Linked DNA regions of Homo sapiens: region 2 is linked to region 1. The links are chromatin loops, found by intact Hi-C in ENCODE. Cell type or tissue: breast epithelium. All regions are shown on one strand.

Region 1 (4,000 bases):
TATCGTCTCAGACCTCATTCTTGTCTCTACTCAGGCCTCACTGTGGTGCTCTGGCCTGGCTCCCAGATTGGGGGCGGTGGTGGGCAGAGGCCTCACAAGGCCTGCAGAGTAGGGCCTGGGTGGAGGTCTCAGTGAGAACCCAGAGAGCCGGGGTGGGCTGTTGCCAGGAGGGACCTCTGGCTGGGGCAGGCTGGCACTGAGGAGTAGGCGTGACCCTCAAGGGAATGGAGCCCAGCAGGAGCCTGTCCTCTGGCCACCTCCATATTTCCAAGGCAGCCCATCCCGGGGCAGGGCCTGCTCTACTCAGGTTTCAAGGCTAAGGCGTCTGAGCTGCCTCCTCAGCTGAAGGGACTGGGCCAGATGGAGCAAGGCGGCGGTTTCCTCATCAGTCCCGGCTCTCCAGCCTTGCTTCCCTGTCTGCCTGCTGTGGCCTAGCATGCCCCAAGAGAGGGGTGGGAGGACAGGGCCCAGCCCCAGAGCAGCTGGAGGCTCAAGGGGGAGGCGCACATCTGGCGGGCCCCATCACGCCCTGGGCTTGAGGGCAGCACACACTGGATCTTTGTCCCCAGGCAACCCCAAAACCCCCCTAGTCACAGGACTCAAGCCTGTCCCAAGAGAGCATCTAGTCCAACCCTCTGCATTTACAGAGGGGGAAACTGAGGCCCCAAGCGGGGGGGAGGGGGGGCTTCCCCAGGACTAAGGAGTGGCCAAAGAGGACCGGGTGTGGGGAAAGGAAAAGCTCTGTCTCTAGGGTGAGGCGAGTAGCCGCCATCAACAGTCAGATACTCCCTGTCCCTCCCCAGTGGGCACCAGACCACCTAGGGCTCCTTCCTAGCAGAGGGAAATGGGTGAGGAGGAAGAGCTGGGCAAGATGGCAGATTCCACCAGGACAGAGCCGGGGGGCCCTGGCAGGGAATCCAGGCTGGGTTGGGGGGCATCAGAGGTCAGAGCTGAAGCAAGAAGACCATGTGTGTCCAAGGATAGCTGTGTTCCCTCCCACCTCATAACGGCCAAGACCAGGATGGTCTTTTCAGCCCCTCTCCTCAGAGACTGGTGACCCTTTCAGGAATCAGTGACCCTGGCTAGTTGTTGGGGACCAGGGTCAGTGAGATCAGGGACAAAAACCGTCAAGTCAGCTCATCCAGCTCCTGCCCAACTAAGCTCATCTGCCCTGCCCTGGACGACAACCCCGGCAGCCCAGATACTGGGTGAGGGGAGAAGGCAGAAGGCAGGTGTCTTGTGGGCTGCAGAGATGGGGAGGGGAGCAGGCTGCGCCCCAGCCCCTGTGTGCGTCCCCCGCCTCTGCGGCCTGCTGGCTGGTGGCAGAAATCGATAGCTGCATTAACGCTGTTCCTGCTCTGCTCACCCCCTCCCTCCTCCCAGCTCCAGGATCTGGCTCTGCGTGCGGGGCGGGCAGGTCAATTAGAAGTCAGCTCCTTCCAACACAGCCGGCCTGCGCTCAGGGCTGGCGCTCTGGCTGAGTGTCTCGGCTTTTGTCTCCGTCCTGAGTCTCTCCTGGTGGGGACCAAACCTCATGTTCTGTTCCTCTCTTGGAATTTCTCTGATCTTCCACTATTCTATCCTTCTTCAGGGCCCACCCACCCCCAGCCTCTGAGGTCCTGGGACATACTGAGCTTGGGACCAGAGGATGTGATATGTCACCAAACAGGTGCTGCAGGCAGAACACTATGGTTTTTCAGCCACAGAAGTTGAAGGGAGGTGGGTACACGGAGGGACTGGCTCACAGGGACAACTCTGTTTTCAAATCCAGAGTAGACAGACATGAACATCTGGTCCTCAAGCTTGTTCCAAATCGGCCCTGATACCTGGCTCATCTTCTCCTTCAGACCTTAGGAAAAACTGATGTCCTGGTCCCAGTGGACCCCTGACCAAAAGCCCCATTTGCCCTACTCATGGAAGAGGAGGACATAGAGGGGACGTTCTCCCAGGTCCCAGTCTTCTACTCTAGGGCACACAGCCATCCCCTTCCAGGCCAGGAAGGGCCTGGCAGTGCCCAGGCAGCAGGGGAGGAGTCAGGGCTGCGTTGAAGCGGAGCGGGAATGAGCGGGAGGGAAAGCTGGCGGGCAGGCGGGCGGCGGCGGGCGCATCCATCATCGGCCCTGCCAGGAACACATCCAGCCCCCAAAAAGAAATACTGCGCCTGAGGAGGGACAACAAAGGGCTCCGTTTCATCAGCAATGCGGAGCCAGCGCCCCGCCGCCCCGCCAGCCGCGGTCAGCCCACAAAGGACCCCTTTGTCCATGCAGGAGCCGGCCAGCCGGGAGCTGGGACCAGGGGCTGACGGGCGGGGACAGAGCACGGGGGGCTGAGGGGGGACGAGTCATGGAAAGCTGGGGGGCAGAGGGGCATGCGGGGGCAGAATAGAGACAGGTGGTGGGGACAGAATCATGAGACAGAGAACTAGAGGGGAGGATCAGAGAAAAGGGGAGCTGGAGAGGAAGGGGCAGAGGGTCAAGGTTAGTGGAGACAGTGTCATGGGAAGCAGTGTCTGGGGTAACAGGGTTCAGAGACCCAGGGACCCAGGACACCTTGTCCAGGCTCAGGGACTTGAGGGTCTAAAAGACAAGGAAACAGCCCTAAGGAGGGAATCCCAGAAGGCAGCTGGGCATGCCCACAGGAGAGGGAGGCAGAGGGAAGGGTAGAGGAGAAGTGGCGAGGAGACCAGATCAGACCCACTGTGTAGCCCAAGGCCTGAGAAGAGGAGGTGGGGAGGAGATGGGGAGGAGTCTGGGGAGGAGGGCTGGGGACGAGGGTGGGGAGGACACTGGGGAGAAGGACTGAGGAGGAGATGGGGAGGAGCCTGGGGAGGAGGGCTTGGGGGGAGGTGGGGAGGAGGCTGGGGAGGAGGTGGGGAGGAGGCTGGAGAGGAGATGGGGAGGAATCTGCGGAGGAGGCCTGGGGAGGAGGGTGGGGAGGAGTCTGGGGAGGAGGGCTGGGGAGGAGGGTGGGGAGAAGGACTGGGGAGGAGGTGGGGAGGAGGGCTTGGGGGGAGGAGGCTGGGGAGGAGGGTGGGGAGGAGGGTGGCAAGAAGGACTGTGGAGGAGGTGGGGAGGAGGGTGGCAAGAAGGACTGTGGAGGAGGTGGGGAGGAGGGCTTGGGGGGAGGTGGGGAGAAGACAGGGGAGGAGGACTTGGGAGGAGGTGGGGAGGAGGCTGGGGAGGAGGACTGGGGAGTACCGAGGAGGAGGTGGGGGGTAATGGGTTCTTGGCCCCAGAGCATGGCTGCAGGGCCCAATGCCTCCTGTAGGCTCCAGCTAACTGGCTGAGCTGGAAGGAGGGAGACTCATACCTGGGGCCACCTTCCTGGCAGTGGAGGCCACCCCGTGCCTCTACCCTAAGGCTCTGGCCAGCCCCAGAAGGCACGGAGCCTGCCCCCTTCTAGCCAGCCCCCACCACCTGTGTTGCCACTCTGGTTTCCTTAACCAACGGATCCTATCAACCAGCATTTACTGAGTATCTACTGTGTCCCAGGCCCTGTGCTTTTATGCTTTACATGTCTTAGCTTCTGAATGCCTCCCCAGAACCCCGGGAGACAGAAACTATTTGCCAATTTCAGACATGAGGAAATTTAGGCTCAGAGAGGTTCAAGCTGTCAGCCTCAGGTCAAACAGCTGGTGCCTAGCAGGGGTAGAGCTTGAACCCAGAGCCCAAGTGTTAGTCACCCTGTTCTGTGGCCACTTTTGCAATTGACAGAGTGGCCCAAGGCAGGTGACCTAGGTACCCCTAAGGCTGCTCTCACTCCCCAGGATTGTTACCGTGCCTGTCACCTCTCCGTGGTTGGGGGCAAGCTGTCACAGACCCCAGGAGAGTGCCCCCACCTGGGGCACTTGGAGATGCCCAGGGCCTGGAATGCTAAGCCAGTGACATCATAATGCCAGCTGGCAGTGAGGTCACTGGAGGTGGTGGCAGTGCCCTTATTCAACCCTCAGCCCTAGAAGAGCCTCACTTCACCCCCCGCAGGGTTCAATCTTGAACTCTCG
Region 2 (4,000 bases), 1.3 Mb after region 1:
GGCCGGCAAAGGGCCTAGGGTCCAAATACTGCCCCTTTTTGAAAGGTTGACCCACATCTTAGATGAAGGGGCTGGAACAGTTAGGTGGCCTTCTACCCTGCTTCTTCCTTGTCTTTGTGGGGAAGGGAAGAAGACACTGTAGTACACAAGGTTGCTTGGGAAAATGGATTATTCTAATAAAACTTTATTTTTTCAAACACAGCCACAGAGGCAGAACCTCATGTTTAACACACACAGACTTATGGATTTTTCTTTTAATATAAAACAAAGTTTACGAAAATTTTTTTCCACTTTTTGTATTTGTAATCCCATTAGCACAGGGACTTTGGCAGCAGGTGGGAGTGAAGGGCAGCTGAGCTGCCACTGGGCAGTCACTGGGCACAGGAGGAGAGCACCAGCCTGGGGAGTGGCTTCACTCACACACACAGGGATACTCACCTACTGGCCAACCACACTACACACACAGCACAGATGCAGACATTGACCCAGTGTCAGCCACATGCCCTGGAGGTGTGCTCCACTCTGGGTAAGCCCAATATGTGAAAATTCAAATAGTCAAAACAGCTAAAGTGGAGGGAGGTTGCTTGCTTTACAAAAAGAAGCAATCATAGGCTGCTTTTAAATGGTCAGCAGTCCAAATGCATTGAAAAATAGCATTTGGTTTACACAGAACTGTTGGAACAGATCTACTGTGTAAAGCAAAATGAACCAATTCTTGAAAAGTGTTCCAGGGCCACAGGTTCTTAGATTGGGAAGCAAGATGACAGTTCTGACTAGCTTAGTTTTCCAGACTGAAAGTAATGGAATTAAAATAATGATAACTGTAGACCTTCTCCCCTAAGGATGGTGCCCTGGGGCTTTGGGGAAACCAGGATGGAGGCAGAATCACTGCCTCACTTCTTCAGCTTAGGGCCTACAGAAACTCACTGGCATTGCCAGTAACCTGTTGGAAGCTGGCACAGCCAATCTACAGCAGAGAGCCCTGGGATGAGGATGCCCCAGGAGGAAAAGAAATTGGCACCAGGGAAATTATGGCCTGAAGAGGGAGAAGAGCCAGGGGAGGAATGAAACCATAGATGGGCAACTCCTGGGCTCACAGTTTCCCTGGATTCTCTAGAGGGCCTCTCTCAGGCCCCTAGAGACCTGGTAGCCTAGTGGTAACTAGCCAGGAGATAGGGAGGAGCCTCTGAGGGCCAGAGGCTTAAGAAGACATAGCCACCTCCTCTCTGGAGTGGAGACGAGGAGGCTGAAGCCTCACTGATGCTCCTGACATGCAGGAGATCCAGAAAATGTCAGGTTCAATTCCATGAGGAAGAAAACACAAAGACCTTGGTCTTCCTCCCTTACATGAGGAACTGGGTCCTAGGAAACCCTGGAAATTGAAGAGAAAAATGCCCTTCTTGCCATAAACAAGGGCAGGTCAAATTTGGTCATGCAGGGTCTAACCACAGCTGGATAAAACCTCACAAGCTATTGTGGTGGCAGCTTCAGTATGTGTTTCCACTGGTGCCAGCCCTACCAAGGTACTTAAACCCATCACTGTGGCCACTTGGACCAGCTGTCCTGGCTCAAGTTGCGGGTGAGAAACAAAAAAGTAAATTCAATCCAATGACAACCAAACTCCCAACTGCTTCTCACAGCCTTTGCTTTATACATCCTCAGCCAATCCCTCAGTGAGCCCCAACCTCCCTATGGTCTCTCAGGCCCAATTAGAGGCAAATAAACACTTCCTGGCAGGAGTGGAAGACAAGCAAACTATTAAATGCTAAACACCCCTTCTTCCCTCTCAAGCAGGTCAAAAAGGCTGGGCCTGGATCTTGTAAGAATTGGTTTCCTGCAGTCACCTTCCCAACAGCAGTGCTGGGGTGAGCTCACCCATGTCTGCTGGGGACTGAATGCCACTTCTGTTGCAGGTCTGCCTCAGTAGATGCTGGGGACCAATATAGGGCCTTCCTACCTAGTCTATGACTTAGAAGGGCAGAGGGTGAGGGGAAAAGGGTCCCATCAGCAGAGGAGAGAGAGAGAGAGCCCCTCAACCCTGCTTCAGTTGCCCATGTGCTGTGTGCAACTCTACTCAAGAGGGCAAAAGAGGCAGGTGGAATATAGCCTGGACAATCTGATGAGAAAAAAAGGCCAGCTCAGAAAAAATATGGTGACACCCCCCACCTGCATTCCCCAATATACTAGATCGAGCTAGTGGGGAGGGGGTGGGGCTGAAGAAAAGATCATTAGCTGAAGTCACAGCACTTAAAACACCCTGCTGTACCCCAAAATGAAATCCTTTGCAGAGTCGGTGATGCTATGGATTACAAGCCTGGTTCCAGAGCTATTTAGAAAAAAGGAAAACTTGGTGCCCTCCTCTTGACTCCTTGAGCAAACCCAACATCCTGTAAAAAACTCAAGATCCTGGGGGTATCATGATACTCTGCTGTTAAGGAGCAATTGCCTTCCTTCCCTAAGGCTACGCAAACACACCTTTCCACAAGTACACTCCCATGCACGCACACACTCTCACGCAGTTTCTCTGAGGAGGCTGACTCAACCCCCCACCCTGGCCAAATTCTAAGACACAAGTGCCCTTTGAAGCAAAGGGGCTAGTGAAATTCCCCGAGCTGGGGTCGGCAGACCCCTTCCTTCCCTGCCCATTGCTCTCTTGGTGGCAGGGATACTCACACTCAGGGCCGCCATAGGAAGGGTCTGCTCTGGGGCTGTCCCTCCCGCCACCAGCTCCGTTTATCTTGTCCCGGCCAGTCTCTTGGCATGGTCGAGCTTGCTGGAGCGAGAAGATTTCCAGCTGCCCTGAGTCGGAGCCCTCCACTCACCCCCATTCCCAGGCTCGGCCCCCAGCCTTGGGGACTCGACACTTGTTAGTAGCCATGAGAGAGTCAGTCTGTGTGGCCCCAGGAAGTAGCCTCTCAGTTTTAGTTTTCCTCAATCAAATTCAAGTCCAGGTCCCCAAAGTCCCGCTGGCACAGTGTCCGCTTGCTCAGCGCCTGCCGACCCCACCGCACAGCCCCCTCCTCCTCCTCTTCGCTTTCACTCAGCACCTGGGAGGAACCCCCAGTGGGGCTGCAGGAAGCAGAGAGGGGTGGGGGGCTACAGGCCATGAACCATGGTGGAGAGATGCTGCTGCCTTCCCGGGCTGTTTCTTGGAGACAAAGACCTCCTGAGTATGGTTTCTGTCAAACAAACAAAGAAGACAGTTACACCTGAAGGCAAGAATTCTTTAGGGTGAGGTTTGTAAACTTTTTTTTTTTGAGACGGAGTCTCACTCTGTCACCCTGGCTGGAGTGCAGTGGCGTGATCTTGGCTCACTGCAAGCTCTGCCTCCCGGGTTCACGCCATTCTCCTGCCTCAGCCTCCCCAGTAGCTGGGACTACAGGTGCCCGGCCCACGCCCGGCTAATTTTTTATATTTTTAGTAGAGACGAGGTTTCACCGTGTTAGCCAGGATGGTCTCAATCTCCTGACCTCATGATCCGCCTGCCTTGGCCTCCCAAAGTGCTGGGATTACAGGCGTTAGCCACCATGCCTGGCGTTTGTAAACTTTCTGACAAAATTTGGAGCCCATTGTTTCCATTGAATTGAAGAATAGAAGCTCCGTGAGGGCAGGAACATCATCTGCAGTGTTTCATTACTTTGTACTGCCAGTGCCTAGTCAGAGTCAGTAAATGTTTGCAGATGGGATGGACGACTGTATGAAAAAATTAATTAATTCTTAAAGAGGTTTGTAACCTAGTGGTCTAGAAAGAATAATATGAAAAAAGTGAGCAAAGTGCATACATACAATAATTGTACTCACACCAGGAAGTCAAAAAACATTTGTCTAACAGATGAATACACTGTAGCAGCCCATCTTGCTTCAGCCCTCACAGACCCACTTTGAAGCAGTGACAGGCAAGTGGCAAAAACAGCTTTGGGCACAAGGAGTAGGTACTGATGGAATTTTTTGCAGCTTGTGCATTCTTGGAAAGGAGGGAAAGTACCTCTTGCAGGACAAT

Evidence for each region. Hi-C counts contacts between places; a loop is a spot of excess contacts. Peaks named below come from ENCODE experiments on the same cell type or tissue, not always from the same donor. Only the 100,000 strongest peaks of a DNase experiment are listed, where the experiment ranks them.
Region 2: a loop joins it to region 1, with 21 times the contacts of the local background. A loop is called at or near these places in 1 of 110 quality-filtered maps.

What each region holds. Positions count from the first base shown.
Region 1 is chr5:139,675,314-139,679,313 of GRCh38, reverse strand. The region is part of intron 1 of CXXC5 (CXXC finger protein 5); the gene reads right to left. Among named protein-coding and RNA genes, the nearest start is that of CXXC5-AS1, 28 kb to the right of the region's middle. RefSeq lists an enhancer at 1-540. In breast epithelium, no CTCF peak of the experiment used is centred here; no DNase peak of the experiment used is centred here; H3K4me3 peaks cover 1,027 bases; H3K27ac peaks cover 4,000 bases.
Region 2 is chr5:138,345,881-138,349,880 of GRCh38, reverse strand. FAM53C (family with sequence similarity 53 member C) reads right to left here. Exons shown (of 5, transcript NM_016605.3): 5 at 152-3,179. The coding sequence ends at 2,922. Among named protein-coding and RNA genes, the nearest start is that of KDM3B, 4.8 kb to the left of the region's middle. In breast epithelium, no CTCF peak of the experiment used is centred here; no DNase peak of the experiment used is centred here.